5 separate regions of the Homo sapiens genome follow, and regions 1, 2, 3 and 4 are each linked to region 5. Evidence: chromatin contacts called from ENCODE Hi-C or POLR2A ChIA-PET data. All regions are on one chromosome and are shown on one strand. The core of a region is the stretch at or near the end of the contact, and the rest is flanking DNA. Distances in the headings are between cores, read along the strand shown. Region 1 overlaps SLC43A3 (solute carrier family 43 member 3). Region 2 holds the start of STX3 (syntaxin 3). Region 3 holds the start of MS4A1 (membrane spanning 4-domains A1). Region 4 overlaps SLC43A1 (solute carrier family 43 member 1). Region 5 holds the start of ZFP91 (ZFP91 zinc finger protein, atypical E3 ubiquitin ligase).

What was found. Hi-C counts contacts between places; a loop is a spot of excess contacts on that map. ChIA-PET counts read pairs that join two places held with the same protein, here RNA polymerase II (POLR2A). Pooled maps may share reads with other maps.
Region 1: a loop to region 5 is called in a map with no recorded cell type, with 13 times the contacts of the local background. The contact joins the enhancer-like site here to the promoter of ZFP91 in region 5. A Hi-C loop is called at or near these places in 3 of 37 single-sample maps with no recorded cell type and 5 of 50 pooled maps. POLR2A ChIA-PET finds 5 or more read pairs at or near these places in 1 of 52 experiments (GM10248).
Region 2: a map of CD8-positive, alpha-beta T cell shows a loop between it and region 5 (12-fold over the local background). The contact joins the promoter of STX3 here to the promoter of ZFP91 in region 5. A Hi-C loop is called at or near these places in 2 of 168 maps with a recorded cell type or tissue (CD8-positive, alpha-beta T cell and sigmoid colon) and 12 of 50 pooled maps.
Region 3: a map with no recorded cell type shows a loop between it and region 5 (9-fold over the local background). The contact joins the promoter of MS4A1 here to the promoter of ZFP91 in region 5. A Hi-C loop is called at or near these places in 4 of 37 single-sample maps with no recorded cell type and 6 of 50 pooled maps.
Region 4: a loop to region 5 is called in a pooled map, with 6 times the contacts of the local background. The contact joins the enhancer-like site here to the promoter of ZFP91 in region 5. A Hi-C loop is called at or near these places in 7 of 50 pooled maps. POLR2A ChIA-PET finds 5 or more read pairs at or near these places in 3 of 52 experiments (H1, OCI-LY7 and activated T-cell).

The regions. Positions count from the first base shown.
Region 1 is chr11:57,404,866-57,407,845 of GRCh38, forward strand. It overlaps SLC43A3 (solute carrier family 43 member 3), which reads right to left. Exons shown (of 14, transcript NM_199329.3): 14 at 2,089-2,980. The coding sequence ends at 2,927. Among named protein-coding and RNA genes, the nearest start is that of PRG2, 16 kb to the left of the region's middle. Within about 2 kb of position 1,731, at least 10 of the 41 ENCODE cell types and tissues checked have a DNase peak (open chromatin) inside an H3K27ac peak, as active enhancers do.
Region 2 is chr11:59,754,015-59,756,714 of GRCh38, forward strand. It overlaps STX3 (syntaxin 3), which reads left to right and starts at 1,362. Exons shown (of 11, transcript NM_004177.5): 1 at 1,362-1,621. The coding sequence starts at 1,592. RefSeq lists enhancers at 1-292, 1-276, 42-336, 273-432 and a silencer at 1,303-1,562.
Region 3 is chr11:60,454,516-60,457,215 of GRCh38, forward strand. MS4A1 (membrane spanning 4-domains A1) reads left to right here and starts at 1,332. Exons shown (of 8, transcript NM_152866.3): 1 at 1,332-1,430.
Region 4 is chr11:57,498,336-57,501,272 of GRCh38, forward strand. It overlaps SLC43A1 (solute carrier family 43 member 1), which reads right to left. Exons shown (of 15, transcript NM_003627.6): 3 at 2,817-2,937; 4 at 2,653-2,708; 5 at 2,444-2,520. Among named protein-coding and RNA genes, the nearest start is that of SLC43A1, 16 kb to the right of the region's middle. RefSeq lists enhancers at 1,727-2,502, 2,503-2,937. Within about 2 kb of position 1,381, at least 25 of the 41 ENCODE cell types and tissues checked have a DNase peak (open chromatin) inside an H3K27ac peak, as active enhancers do.
Region 5 is chr11:58,577,649-58,580,348 of GRCh38, forward strand. ZFP91 (ZFP91 zinc finger protein, atypical E3 ubiquitin ligase) reads left to right here and starts at 1,415. Exons shown (of 11, transcript NM_053023.5): 1 at 1,415-1,974. The coding sequence starts at 1,634. ZFP91-CNTF (ZFP91-CNTF readthrough (NMD candidate)) reads left to right here and starts at 1,466. Exons shown (of 13, transcript NR_024091.1): 1 at 1,466-1,974. It also overlaps a transcript of LPXN not described here. RefSeq lists enhancers at 169-248, 269-788, 407-1,099, 819-1,048, 1,793-2,484 and a silencer at 1,469-1,888.

The sequences.
Region 1 (2,980 bases), core at 481-2,980, 1.2 Mb before region 5:
CCAAGTAGCTGGGATTACAGGTGCATGCCACTACACTCGGCTAATTTTTAGTAGAGACGGGGTTTCGCCATGTTGGCCAGGCTGGTCACGAACTCCTGGCCTCAAGTGATCTGCCCACCTTGGCATCCCAAAGTGCTGGGATTACAGGCATGAGCCACTGCACCCTGGCCCGATATTTCATATTTAAATGGAATCATTAGCAGTTTCTTGTGTCTGGCTTCTTTCACTTAGTCTAATGTTTTCAAGATTCATCCGTGTTGTAGCAGGTGTCAGTACTTTTTTTGATTGCCAAATAATATCCCAAATATGGTACATTTCCTTTGTCCGTTCACCAACTGGTGGACATTAGGCATCTTTTTTTGGCTTTAATATATCATCTGTAATGCTAGCTGTGATCTGTTCAACCCACCACATGCCAAGCACTCGACCTAATTTGTAATCCTTACAACAGCCCAGAGAGGCATGTCTATTTCTCCCACCATACTGACAAAGAAGTGGTCCATCCAAAGTCACAGAGCTGACAAAGTAAGTGACAGAGCTGAGATTTCCAGAAGGGTTTTTTTCCACTGCACCACACTGCACCTCCCCCACCCCCATGTGTTTTTCTGGCTCCTTCTAATTGGTTCTGAGGCCAAAACAAGAATCCACTCATTCAACGATCATTCATTCAACAAGAATTAGCTGGTACCATGTGGATGGTAAGCACAGATTAATTAGAGCCAGGCGAGAACAGACCTTGCCTCCTGGAGTATGCTGCCCAGGCAAGGGGTGGGAGGGTCATGATGTGGAGGCAAATGCCAGTCACCAGGAAGGGTGTGACCAAGTGCCAGGGACTCAGACATGCTGGAAAGCCTGAGTAATGATTTTTGGAGAAGATGACATTTTGAGCAGGATCCCAGCAGACCAGATGGATTTCACAAGCTGAGGCAGGGTGAGCCACCCACGCAGAGGAACTGGTGCACACACAGACCCAGAGACTGGGAATCTTGGTCCACAGGGGTGGGCTCTGCCCCGCTGTTGGTAGGAGGTAAAGAGGGAAGGGGAGAGGTTGAGATCACACTAGTGACAGCCTTGAATGCCAGGCTAGCATCTGGATTTTTGTCCTGTGGACAGTGGGGAGCTGCTGAAAGCTTTTGAGCAGGGTAACAAGACCAAATCCATCCATTAGATTTAAACGCTGCTAATAGACACCACTAGAACTTTGGTGTCCGCCCTCAGACCCAGGCTCCTGGCCCCTGGAAATTACACCCCGACATCCACAGGAAGAAGGAAGAGCTGGGTTTCAGACCCTTCTGCATCTTTATAGCCCCAGCACCCAGGACAGGGCCTGACACGTGGCAGGTGCTCAATAAACATTTGTTGAATGAATGGATGGATGAACCTGCCTGCCACCCCCTGCCTTCCACCCCCATCCCCCTGCCTCCCACTGTTCTTTCCTAGTCCCTCTCCTAGCAAGGTGGGAATGAGACAGCAGGTGTGCCCCAGATTCTCCCATCCCACCCACCTGCCATCTCTCCTCCTGCACCCTCAACTTCTCCCTCTTTGCCCCCGTCCTCCCCAAGGGTCATGAGTAAACACAGGAGCAAACCCTCATGTGCTCCTACCATGTGCTAGGCAGTTGCAATGACTTTACATTCTCACAATCGCCATCAGAGATAGAAATGATTAACTGCACTTTGCAGGTGGGGAACTAGTGACTCAGAGTGGTTAAGGGGCTTGCCCAGCTGCTGAGGGGCAGAATTGAAACTCAAACTAGGAATTTCTGATTCCATCCAGCGCTTCTAGCTGGGGGTGTGTAGTGAGGAGTAGGGTTCTGCTAAAGTTAGTTAAGGATGTGGAGAGGAAGAGGAAGCAGAGGGGTTCCTGGGGGAGGAAGTCTCTGGGCCCACATCCCAGGACCAGCGGGGTGAATCATAGTCAGGGTTCCTGCCCCACCTCTGGGTCCAGCTGCCACACTAGATGTGTAGCCAGATTCCCTACCCTCTCATGCCAGGGTAGGGCCTCCTCAGAAACATACACATACACACAAACACACACACACACACACACACAGCCCCGGCCCAAAGCCTAGAGAGATGGAAACAGTAGTTGCCTTAGACACAGAAGCTTTATTTTTCTATAAAATTATTCCCGAGAGAAATTTTCTTTTAAATGCCCAAAGTAAATAACTTATATCCCTTCTTGAAAACATCCCCAAAGATAGTCTGTCAGAAATCCTTCGGTCAAGCAGGTCAGCTGGCTCCCATGGCCCTTGGGGTGGCCTGACTCTGTCACTATTCCTAAAACCTTCTAGGACATCTGCTCCAGGAAGAACTTTCAACACCAAAATTCATCTCAATTTTACAGATGGGAAAAGTGATTCTGAGACCAGACCAGGGTCAGGCCAAGGTCATCCAGCATCAGTGGCTGGGCTGAGACTGGGCCCAGGGAACCCTGTCTGCTCCTCTTTTTCCCAGAGCTGTGAGTTCTCTAGCCAAGGCTGCACTCTTGAGGGAGAGCCAGGAAGCATAGCTGAGGCCATGACAACCTCACTCTTCACCTGAAAATTTAACCCGTGGCAGAGGATCCAGGCACATATAGGCTTCGGAGCCAAACAGGCCTAAAGAAATAGTTGACACACTTCCTCCCCCAGGTCATCTCCCCTGGAGTCAAGGGTCTGCCAAGGCTAAGTGCAAGGAGACACTTCTGTTTTGAAATAAAGAAGTTCCACATGCCTTTGCTTTGAGTCTGTGTGATATCAATCTGCTTGGCAACTGAGATTCTTTTCTTGCTGCGCAGACGTCCTTGTGTGTCTTTATTTTGTGTGTGTGTGTGTGTGTGTGTGTGTTTTGCTGGGATAGGCAAAGTCTTTTGGGACACGAGGTCCTCAAAGGTGGTGGAAGATGAACAAAACCATCCTCGGGGCTGAAAAGTGAGGGCTTCTGAACTATGCAATTGCAGAGGGACTTTCTTTCCAAGTACGGCATTCCCGATATACCAG
Region 2 (2,700 bases), core at 112-2,611, 1.2 Mb after region 5:
AACAAACAAACAAACAAACAAACAAACAAACAACCCCCAAACTCCCCAAAAATGTGTTAGGGGAAGGAGGTGGGACAGTGTGTATTTCTGATCTACTCGCCTTTCCTAGTATGACCACCAGGGGGCGCGGAAGCCCTCCTGGTACTAAGGCGGGGACAACCTGCCCAGCGAGCACAGCGGGCAGAAGGAAGTGTGCCGGACGCGAGAGAGAACTACGGCCGAGACCCGCGGGGCCGGCTCAAAGCCCGACCTCTGCCATACGCACCGTATCTTTATGGGAGCCGATGAGGTCAGCAGGGAGCACGCGTTCAGATGGCAGAAGAGGGCAAAGTACTGCTAGAATTACAAAGATATTTACAGCTTTTTAACCTGAAAGCACAGAGCAGATCCTATTCTTCAGAATTAAATCTTCGGCTCGCCAGTCCCGTTTATGGATCTCCACTCTGATGAATGTGCCATTTGTTCCCAAGAAGACAAATAGGGTAGGGAGAAGAGGGAGAGGCGGGGAGAAGACTCGAGATAAAGGGACGATCTGCTTTTCGGAAGCAGAAGCCGCCTGGGAACCACCTGCACACCAAGCAGGCTGCGAGGACGGGGAGCGCTCCAGTGCAAAGTTCTGTATTTTAAAGCCCCTCCTCGCTCACAGGCTTCACAGCGAACTACGAAGTGGGTACCATCTCTGATTTACAGACACGGGAACGGGGTCCTCTTGAGAAACGATGCTTTCCCAAACGTCTGCAAATTGTGAGTGCCAAGTGTCTCCACTGGCACTAACAACATCGAGCTGCTTACGTTTCTCGGAGCGGTCCCGATTTCCAACAAGCAAAAGATCCAAATTCTCTGACCACCCTGACCGTCCTGTATCTCCAGATCTCCAGGTCTTTCCTCTGGACACCTCCTCCATCCCCCCACTTTCACTGCCAGCAGCCCTGAGGCTGCGCGGGATCCCGCTACTCGGAATGCCTTCCTCCTGGCGGGATATTTTTAGAACACTCGACTGCCACCCAATGTAGCCCACATCACATTGTCTTATTTGTTTTCGGGAGCTTGTCCCCGCCTAGCAAGGAGTCGGCTAAGAACTGGATCCTAGCGAGGAGCCCGGCACAGACAGCGAATGACCGCAGCCAGACAGTCGCTCTTGCTCTTCCTCGGCCCTGCGGCAGGATCCGCCGGTGCAGGGGCCTCTCCCCGGACTCCACGCGTGTCTGGAGGGCTCTCGGGTTAGGGAAGGGGGCTTTGGAGACGCCCCGGGCGGCCGGGCGGTGGCGGGACGCGGGCCCTTTAAGAAGGAGCGAGGGGCGCGGCCAGGTAGGGGCGGGTCCAGGGCGGATCAGCGCTGCGCCGGCGCCGGCCCGGGAGCCGGATTTGGAGCGCGAGGCGCCGGTGGGGGCGGAGGGGGCTGCGCGGCGGAGGCTCCCGTGGCCTCGGACGCTCCTCCTAGCTAGCGGCCGCCGCCCGCCGCCGCCTGCGCCTCCAGCTCCTTCGCCCCGGCGGGCCCGGCCGCCGCTTCCGGCAGCTCACCTGGGAAGCGCTCACCTGGGACGCGCTCACCTGGGACGCGCTACCTGCCTCCGGGCGCCTGGGCTTCAGGATGAAGGACCGTCTGGAGCAGCTGAAGGCCGTGAGTTTCGCCGCAGGCGGGGTGCTGCCAGGAGGGGTGCTGCATGGGAGAGGGGCTTCCCTTTGCTCCCCAAGTCGAGGCTGGAGGGGGGCCCGAGCCGGAGGCTTGCCCTCCCCAAGCCCCCACCGCTTCCCGCGCCGGTTCCGCACCCTCCCCTCCCCTCCCCTGCGGGGTCATGTGCCCGGTGATTCATCGCTAGGCAATGATTTTCCTGAACGCCTCTAACTCTCCCACCCCGCAAGCTGGACAGTGTCTGTCCAGAGCTGGTTCCCGAAGCGGGTGCTTGGGCCCGGGAGGTCAGGGGTCCCTTCACCACCTGCCCACTGCTGCCTGGCACTATGCCCAGGACCAGCCTCCTTCTCCCTTTCCTGTTTCTCTCCTGAGGTGCTACAGGCCTGGCTGCCCCTTCCCCCAGGGAGCAGCTCAGAGCTCTCTGGTGACCTCTGGAGCTGTGAGCCGGTCACATGCTGGGATGGGTCAGCTCCTCTCCAACCGGTGGTCTGTAATTGTTATCCCCGGGTGTCATTGTCCCCCCCTCCCCCGCCGTATCTTTTGGAACAGCTGTGGTTAGGTCAAAGGATCTGAAGGTAGACTACCTCCAGCCTTGGCTGCGCAAAAGCTGTAAAGCCTTAGGTTACTTACTGTGAGTCTCTGTTTCCTTATCTATCAAATGGGAATGATCATACCCTAGGAATTTGTTGGGAGGATCAGCTGATACAATGGAACTTGATACAGAAAAGGGTTAACGCATAGGGTTTTAAGCCAGATATTCATTGACTCATTCAGTACATAATTATTGAGTGTATTCTATGGGGAGGTCCAGTGCTAAGCCTTGGAGATTCAGTGGCACAGGTTCTACCTTAATAGAATTAAAATCTAGCCCTTGACACTCAAGAGTTTAGTCCATCTACTTTGGAGCTTGTTACAAGTGTAGCAGCTTAGGCCTGAGTCTAGCCCCGCAGAATCAGAATCTAATTATTCATCCATTTCCCCAGGTGATTCATGGGCACATTACAGTTTGGGAAGCACTGGACTGGATTAGAACTGGGGTTGTCTCCTGGCTCCACTGCTTACTGGTG
Region 3 (2,700 bases), core at 82-2,581, 1.9 Mb after region 5:
ATCACTCAAGCATTTCAGCAGATATGCATAGACCCTCAATTAGAATGTTAAATGGATGATGGATCTTCTGTTCCCACTCTCCTTCACTCTACAGCATCTCTGAGAGGTGACTGCATGACTTTACTTGAGTATTCTTGAAGAAGTAAATTCTCTATTGAAATGGTAGCCAGTTCCCCTAATGAACGGCTCCAACAATTTTTTTTTTTAGAGTGGCATCTTTTTAAATATCACACCACAATCAGCCTCCCCAGAACTACTTCTACCCAGTGGATCTAACCCTATGGTTCCAAACTATCTTAAATTTAAAAAGAGAGGCAGAAAGAGAAAGAGAGAAGAGATGAAAGAGAGAGACAGGAATGAACCTCGAATTAGGCAACAGAGCTGCCTGCCATATTTCATCCCTTTAGATTAAATAAACAAATAATTACCTAACTATAGCTCTGTGTCTCTAATAAAATGAAGCAATGAACAGGGAAATAAAAATGTAATTAAAAATCCCACATATGAACATAAAAGTTGAATATTGTAGGGGGAGAGAGAGGACATTATCTTTGGGCAAAACTTTGATTCACATCCCAAATATTTAGACTCTCCTGACACTACCAACTTCTTCCATTTCCCTACTTGATCTAGTACTGTGCTTGATGACCCTGCAGCTCCAGACTAGACTAAAAAGAGAGGGGACACAAGGGAACTTGACAGACAGAAGAAAAAGGTGGGTTCAGAGGTAAAAGTGCTATTTCAATTTATATTTCCAAATATGGAGGCTAATTCTTGCTTTGAGTGGCTGGGTACATGTACTATGGCACTAAAGTATAATTTTAGGCCATTTCTGCTAAATCTGACACAAGATATATACATGGTTCATAAGAAACTTAAGTGTGAGCCAATGAGGACAATATTTGGGGACCCCTAAGTATAGTGCTGCCAAGTGTACAGCCTCAGTGATTCTTGAATCTCTGCATGGATGCCTCCTGCCCACCTACTCAGCCCTAAAAGTGAAGCCAGAAGGTAAAAGTCAGTGCTAACGGCCCATCTTTGACCAACTTCTAGAATCTTTCTTGTCCTCAGGGACCTACCATCCACACCTGCTTATAGGGTGGGGGCTGCAGAAGTTCTTCTAATTAAGGTAGCATGAGCATGCCAGGCAGTCCCCTGGGGTCTTTTTCAAGAAGTGAAACCTGGTAAGGCAGAAACTTTTTTTGCACCTCCTTCAGCTATGGTAAGTGTTAAACCAAAGTAATTGGAGCGAAGCCCAAGGTAGCAGAAGCTACTGATTTCCTGTCACCTGATGTCTATCAGCGATTTCATCTTCAGGCCTGGACTACACCACTCACCCTCCCAGTGTGCTTGAGAAACAAACTGCACCCACTGAACTCCGCAGCTAGCATCCAAATCAGCCCTTGAGATTTGAGGCCTTGGAGACTCAGGTAAGGAATCAATTTGCTTTCTTTAAATGACTTAAAGGAGGTGATGGATAAGGTATAGAATGGTTTTGAAGACTGGAGGTTCTTGATCTTAATTCTAGAGTTTCCCTAGTCAGACTTCCTAATAGTTCTATGACTTAAGGAGGGGTGACGATATCAAGGCTTGCTGCCCACTCACTCCTCTAATCAGTCTCCCTCTCAACAATTACCCTATGCAGTCAACTGTGAATCATTCCACAAAAGTAGTAGATTGCAGCATATATATTAAATCATGGTTTCTAAACCATTGGGTTCAAACTGGAGCTCTACCACTAACAAACAATATAACCTTGGGCAAATTACTAAACCTCTAAAGCCTCAGCTTCCTCATCTATAAAATGGGGGCAATGGTACCCATTACATTAGGAAAATTGGAACTAAAATCCTGAATCCCTTAGGACTTCCCAATACCAAATGAGAAAATAATCAGTCATAGGCATAATGAAAAAAACTCCATTTGTCTTCCTGTAAATGCTTTTGTCTACATTAAATGTAAATATACCTAGAAGTATAGGTGGCTTTACAGGCTAACATTTTCTGGAGGGGATTTGTGGACACCAAGTTGAGCATGAAATCCTGCCTCAAATCTATCACATGGGAAACCAAGAGTAAGAGGGGGCGCTGCAGATGTGGGGGAGCTCTAATGAAGGAAAACAAGGATTAATTTTAATCATGCCATTACTGTTTTCTGAATCCAGTATATAAGTGATTCCCTTTCCCTGTTTCCCATAAAATGGCTTAATCTCACTGAGAATCCGGTGGAAAGAAATGTTTAATCCAGCATTGTGAGCATTTTTGTGTGTGTGTTTTGTTTGTTTGTTCATTTTTTAGTGGAGACAAGGTTTCTCCATGTTGGCCAGGCTGGTCTCGAGCTCCCGACCTCAGGGGATCCACCTGCCTCGGCTTCCCAAAGTGCTGGGATTACAGGTGTGAGCCACTGCACCTGGCCATTGTGAGCACTTGTTAAGCTTCCCTGAGGAAGTAGCTGAGTTTGATGTTCAGCTTAATGTAACTGAGCTCATAGTACATAGAAAACAGGTTCCCTATGCAAGTCTAGTAGGATACAGGATTCTCCGAAGAAAGTAGTTGATGTCTAGTAAGGAAAGCAAAGAGCTAGGAGCTCTGAAGAATTCCTTGCAATCAGGCAAGGAGAGCAGGAACGCCCTCAGGTGATGTGCATATCTAATGCAGAGTTTGATTGAAAGTAAAGAGGGAGGGAGAAGGAACACTTCAA
Region 4 (2,937 bases), core at 131-2,630, 1.1 Mb before region 5:
GAGGCTGAGGCAGGAGAATCGCTTGAACCTGGGAGGTGGAGGTTGCAGTGAGCCGAGATCGCACCACTGCACTTTAGCCTGGGTGACAGAGCGAGACTATGTCCCCACCCCCCAAAAAAAAAGAAAAGAAAAGAAAGAAACAGTGATCTTGTCCAACCCATTTGAGATGAGACAATTGAGACCCAGGGAGGAAAAGTGTACTCAAGTTCACAGAGCACATTAATGGCTTTCTCCCCATTGTCGTTGTCCCAGCCCTAACCCAAGGCTGTGACCATGGCTGTGTCCCGGTAATAGGCAGTGCCTCTTAACCCTCTCGGTTGACGTCCCAGCCCAGTTTCTGCCTAATCAGGACAAATCACATCCTGGGAGGTGAGGGTGGAAATAAGGGAGGGAACTGAGCCAGGGCAGACAGTCTCCAGAGGAGGTGGCTCTGACGCAGAGCAGGGTCAGAACCCACACCAGGAGAGAATTTAATTGATCATGTGTTCCACTCACCTGCCTCAGCCAAGCCCTCAGGGCAGGGGAAGGCAAAGTCAGGATGCCCTTCGCACACACCCTCCTCTGGCCCCACCATCCTCCCCAAGTCACTAGATCCCACAGCTGAGAAGGACCTTAGGATCCGTACAAAGCCTAAACACACTCCACAGAGGGGGAAACTGAGACTCTGAAGGGAGGCCTCAACAGCTCTGGTAAAAAAGGCGTTTAGGCCGGGCGCAGTGGCTCACACCTGTAATCCCAGCACTTTGGGAGGCCGAGGCGGGTGGATTGCCTGAGCTCAGGAGTTCGCGACCAGCCTGAGCAACACGGTGAAACCCCGTCTCCACTAAAATACGAAAAAATTAGCCGGGCGTGGAGGCGTGCACCTGTAGTCCCAGCTACTCGGGAGGCTGAGGCAGGAGAATTGCTTGAACCTAGGAGGCAGAGGTTGCAGTGAGCCGAGATCGCGCCACTGCACTCCAGCCTGGGCGACACTGCGAGACTCCGTCTCAACAAAAAAAAAAAAAATGGTGTTTAAACACATATAACTAAATTATCCTTCCCCCTTCCCCTGAAGTGGCTGGCTCAGGAAAAACCTCTACCCACTCAGGCAGAGGTTTTCCTGCACCCTGCATCCGTGAGGCACCACTGCCAAGGACGCCACGGAAGGCTGCCAGGCCTGGAGAGGGGCAGGGCCCCCTCCCCTCCAAGGGGCCACAAACGCTGTCTGCGCCCAGTACCGTGGGTAAGGCGAGGCCGGCCGGCTAACCCCGGGCTGGCGGCCTTGCAGCGTGCGTGGCAACAGCAGCTGGGCCCGCAAGACTCAGCACGGGACGTCCTCGTCCAAGTCTGGGCCAAGAGCAGCGGCCCAGGGGGCGGGGCCGGCCAGAGGGAGCGGGGAGAGGCTGAGGGGCGGTGCCAGCGCCGGACCCTGCCATTGGCTGGAGATTACAGGAGGCGGGGACATAGCAGGGAGGAGCCGCTGGACAAGCCCCACCCGGCCGCCAGGGAGGGTCTGAGGTCAAGCGCCGGAGAGAAGGGATTTAGGGCCCTGGGCCAAGTTGCACAGCAGGGAGAAGGGGCTGCGCAGAGGGGCGGGGAGAAAGGGATCCGCTTCCTTCCTTTAGAGCTGTGAAATGTCCCCGGTTGGAATTAAAGGCGGCTGCTGGGGAGAGGTGAAATTCAGCCAAAACCACCCAGTCAGGCAGCCCTTCTCAGAGATAAACAGTCCGAGCCAGCCCGGCCAGGAACCTTCCCCTCCAACCTCCCTAAGCCTTTAACACTCCTAAGCCTTTAACGCGTTTACACACTCACATAAATAAACACACTTTGAGCAACACACATACACCACTCACCACATGTAATAGGTCAAGCCATGTGCACGACGAGGTGTCGACAATTTCATATGGTTCAACCTAGTACACTCACAAACACACCTACCAACTCATGGCTTTCACAGGGACGGGGTCACACACCCACTCTCCCACGACATGGCAAGCGTGCACACGCTATCTCAAGCTGCTCCCTCCCCCTCAAGATCATGTTACCCAGTTTTATTTTCTTCCCAGCACCTATGACGACTGACATAATTTATTAGTTTACTTGTTTATTGGGTTATCTGTGCCCCTCACCCCCAAAATGTAACCTCCAGCAGGGAGGATGACTCGGTCAGTCCTGATTGTGCTGTAGTCCAGGACCTAGAACAGAGCTCCATGGACATTCATGGGCTCTGTACACACAAACACACACATTAACATACACCCCGACACACAGCCTCATCCACACACACACAGCCTCACACCTGCTCTTTGCAGCCACCTGCACAGTTTCTCACACACTCACTTGATCTAGTGATCTGCGTCCACAGGCCCCTCCCCCAGCCCATTCATACTGCCCTCACCCCACTCACTCTGCCCTCACCCCACTCGGGGGAACTCTGCTGCCAGGCCAGGCCTGTGACACTCACCGTGAGTGAAGTGAACGTTAGGCAGATGCCACCAAAGCCATTCAGGGACAGCGCCAGGAATATCAACGGAGACAGAGCTGGAAAGGGGAAAGCAGCAGATGAGGGCATTTGGGGAGCTGTGGGAAGCCAAGGGCGGGAGCTGGGGTAAACATCCGCCTTCATCCCACCTATTCTTTTCTTGTGGGGCCACAAGAGGACAGACAACTCACCTTCCACGTCCCGGGAGGCCAGGGCCATGAGGGTGCAGGACGCAGTGAAGCAGGCACTGTGGAGACACAGGGAAGGGCGAGGGGTTGGCCTGTGAGCACCCCCCCTCCCCTCCCCCTGCAGCACGGTCCCTGTCCTCCCGTTCCCCATAGCCCAGCCACCTCACCTGCCAACCAGCCGCACGGGTCGGGGGCCAAAGCGGTCCATGAGGATCCCCAGTGGCAGGGTGGTGGCGCTGAGCACGAAGGAACCAATGGTGAAGCCCAGGTTGAGCATCTCGTCCTGCT
Region 5 (2,700 bases), core at 165-2,664:
ATACGCTAGCGTGCAGAAAAGTAACCTCTGATAAAGTTGCTATTGTATAAACCGCAGAAGCAGATGGCTTCCGGCCGCAGAGCTTAAGAGACCCTTCAGCTTCTCGGTGTAGGTCACCAGTCATGTCACGCTCACAACCCTTTCGCCTCCCTCTAGGTCAGGCACCGCATCCAAGTTAAGCAACCGACGCCGGCTCCTTGGTGTCCCAACAAGGTCTAGTAGAAAAGCAACTTTATAATTCGTTTCACAGATTTGATTAAGAGCCAACTGAGTAGTGGGCCTTGTGCTAGGGCTCCGAGGGCCCAAGGACCCCATGGAACCAGATTTAGTCGCTGACCTCTAGGAGCTCACAGGTGAGTGACTCACACACCGGAAGACGAGATCAATAATGTAGACATGAACGCTGGCTAGCCAGTCCCAGAGGAGGTGTCATCTGACCAAACCAAGGCAAGTCTGGGCAGTTACGCAGACACCCCGAGAAAGGTACGCCAACGCCCAGATAAAAAGTAAGAAAAAGTAGGAAAAACCCTCCCATCAGACCAGCAATTGGCTCGACGCTTGAGCCCGGATGTACGGCACGCGTCGCGACCTAACCCGGAAACACTGCCTCCCGAAAAAAAGGTAAACTCTAGACTGCGGAAAGTAAACTACCTTTCCCGTCGTGACTCAGTTAGAACCTCCCGGCATCCTCTCCACCTCTGGTTTCCCATCTATTTTTCCTAAAGCCTAGGCGAAATAAGACTTCATCTCCCAGAATGCCCTTGGTTAAGTTAACGGTGCGCATGCGCCAAGAGGCGGGCCCTCGTTGCCCCCACAACCCCGCCTCCGTTTTGCCGCCGCCATTTTTTCAGAGACTTTCATCCGGCAACCGACGGGGCTTTTTTTCTTAAAGGAGAAGCGACAGCTCAAAATACTACCCCCTTCTCCGCGCAAGATCTGGCGGCGCTGGGGACAGAAAGGCCAAAGACAGGAAAGTGGGGTAGGGTGGAGGCGGAAGAACGCCCAGGCTACTTCTGCGGCCTAAAGAAGAATAGAAAGAGCCCTTGTGGTATCAGTGGCTCCTCAGGGAGGCAGGTGCGCGCGCAGCCAGTCTAGGGTTTGCGTGAGGCGGGGAAAGAGGTGCGATTTCTTCTCACCCGCCTCCCTCGCGAGACCTGCCCCTCGCACTGCCCCTAGCGCGCGTTGAAGTCTGGAGGGGGGAAAAAGGTCACTTTGGGATTGTCGCGAGACACAGCCGTTTAACGGTGAGAACGGGTGCGCGGGGAAGGAAACCTCGCGCGCTCCCCTTTTAGCCGTTTCCTGATTGGCTGAAGGAAGGGGTGGGGGAGGGAACCTGGGGCGCCGCTGCGTGTAAGACTGCGAGGGGCGGGGTGAGGAGGCTTGTCCTCTTTTCCGATTGGCCCGCTGAGCGTCTGTGGCGCGCGCGCGCGCGCCGCCAGCGGTAGCGGACCTTGAGTGGCAGGGGGTGGGGGGGGCGCCCTCGGAGCCGGGCGGAGGGGAGGGGGGAAAGAGGAGCGCAGGGTGAGAGTGAGCCGCAGGCTTCGGGAGGCGAGGGGGCGGGGGGAGCAGCGCCGAGGCCGCCGCCTCCGCCTCCGCCGCCTAGGACTAGGGGGTGGGGGACGGACAAGCCCCGATGCCGGGGGAGACGGAAGAGCCGAGACCCCCGGAGCAGCAGGACCAGGAAGGGGGAGAGGCGGCCAAGGCGGCTCCGGAGGAGCCCCAACAACGGCCCCCTGAGGCGGTCGCGGCGGCGCCTGCAGGGACCACTAGCAGCCGCGTGCTGAGGGGAGGTCGGGACCGAGGCCGGGCCGCTGCGGCCGCCGCCGCCGCAGCTGTGTCCCGCCGGAGGAAGGCCGAGTATCCCCGCCGGCGGAGGAGCAGCCCCAGCGCCAGGCCTCCCGACGTCCCCGGGCAGCAGCCCCAGGCCGCGAAGTCCCCGTCTCCAGTTCAGGGCAAGAAGAGTCCGCGACTCCTGTGAGTAACAGTCTTTCAGGCGGTGGGAAAGACCCCCCTCTGTCCGTACGCAACCCTCTCGGCTCCCGTAGCGCCTACTCCACGTGACATCCTGCCTGGTCTGCCCCCTGCCGGCTCCGCACGCCAGATGTCACACCGTTTCCCCGGGAGCCTTCGTGCCTCCTCTCTGCGCCACCCTCATCTCGCTCCTGTACCTTCGCTTGTCGGGCCGTTTCCCCACTCCCCGAAATCATCTTTTGATACACCCCTGCACTCGCTAGTGATCCACCTCCTCCCTGACACCCGCAGGCTCATCCCTCTTTCTGGCATCCGCACCCCCTTTGTCACCCTATCCCTTTCCTTTAGGCGGCTCTCCAGTATTACATCACATGCCCTTTAGGGAATACACAGCCCGATCATAGCCTTCAAAAATGATTCCCCCCCGCCTTCGCGTTAGCTCAAGAGCCAGATGTACTAGTGTGTTTATGTAGCTTTTTTTTTTTTTCACTTTTCTAAATTTTTCGCAACCCTTCTCATTCTTTTGAGAAATTTGCCACTTATTATGGTCAGGTTAAAAGCCCACTGCTACGATTTTAAGTATGGAGTCTTTCATATAAAATTATATGAGCATTCTTTAATGTTTGTTTTTACTAAGTAGCATATGTTTTATCTTTGTGTTTCGTGTTTTTAAATGTAGGAACTTCATCCTTGAAATTAGAATCATCTGAGAGGAATTCCTTTATTACC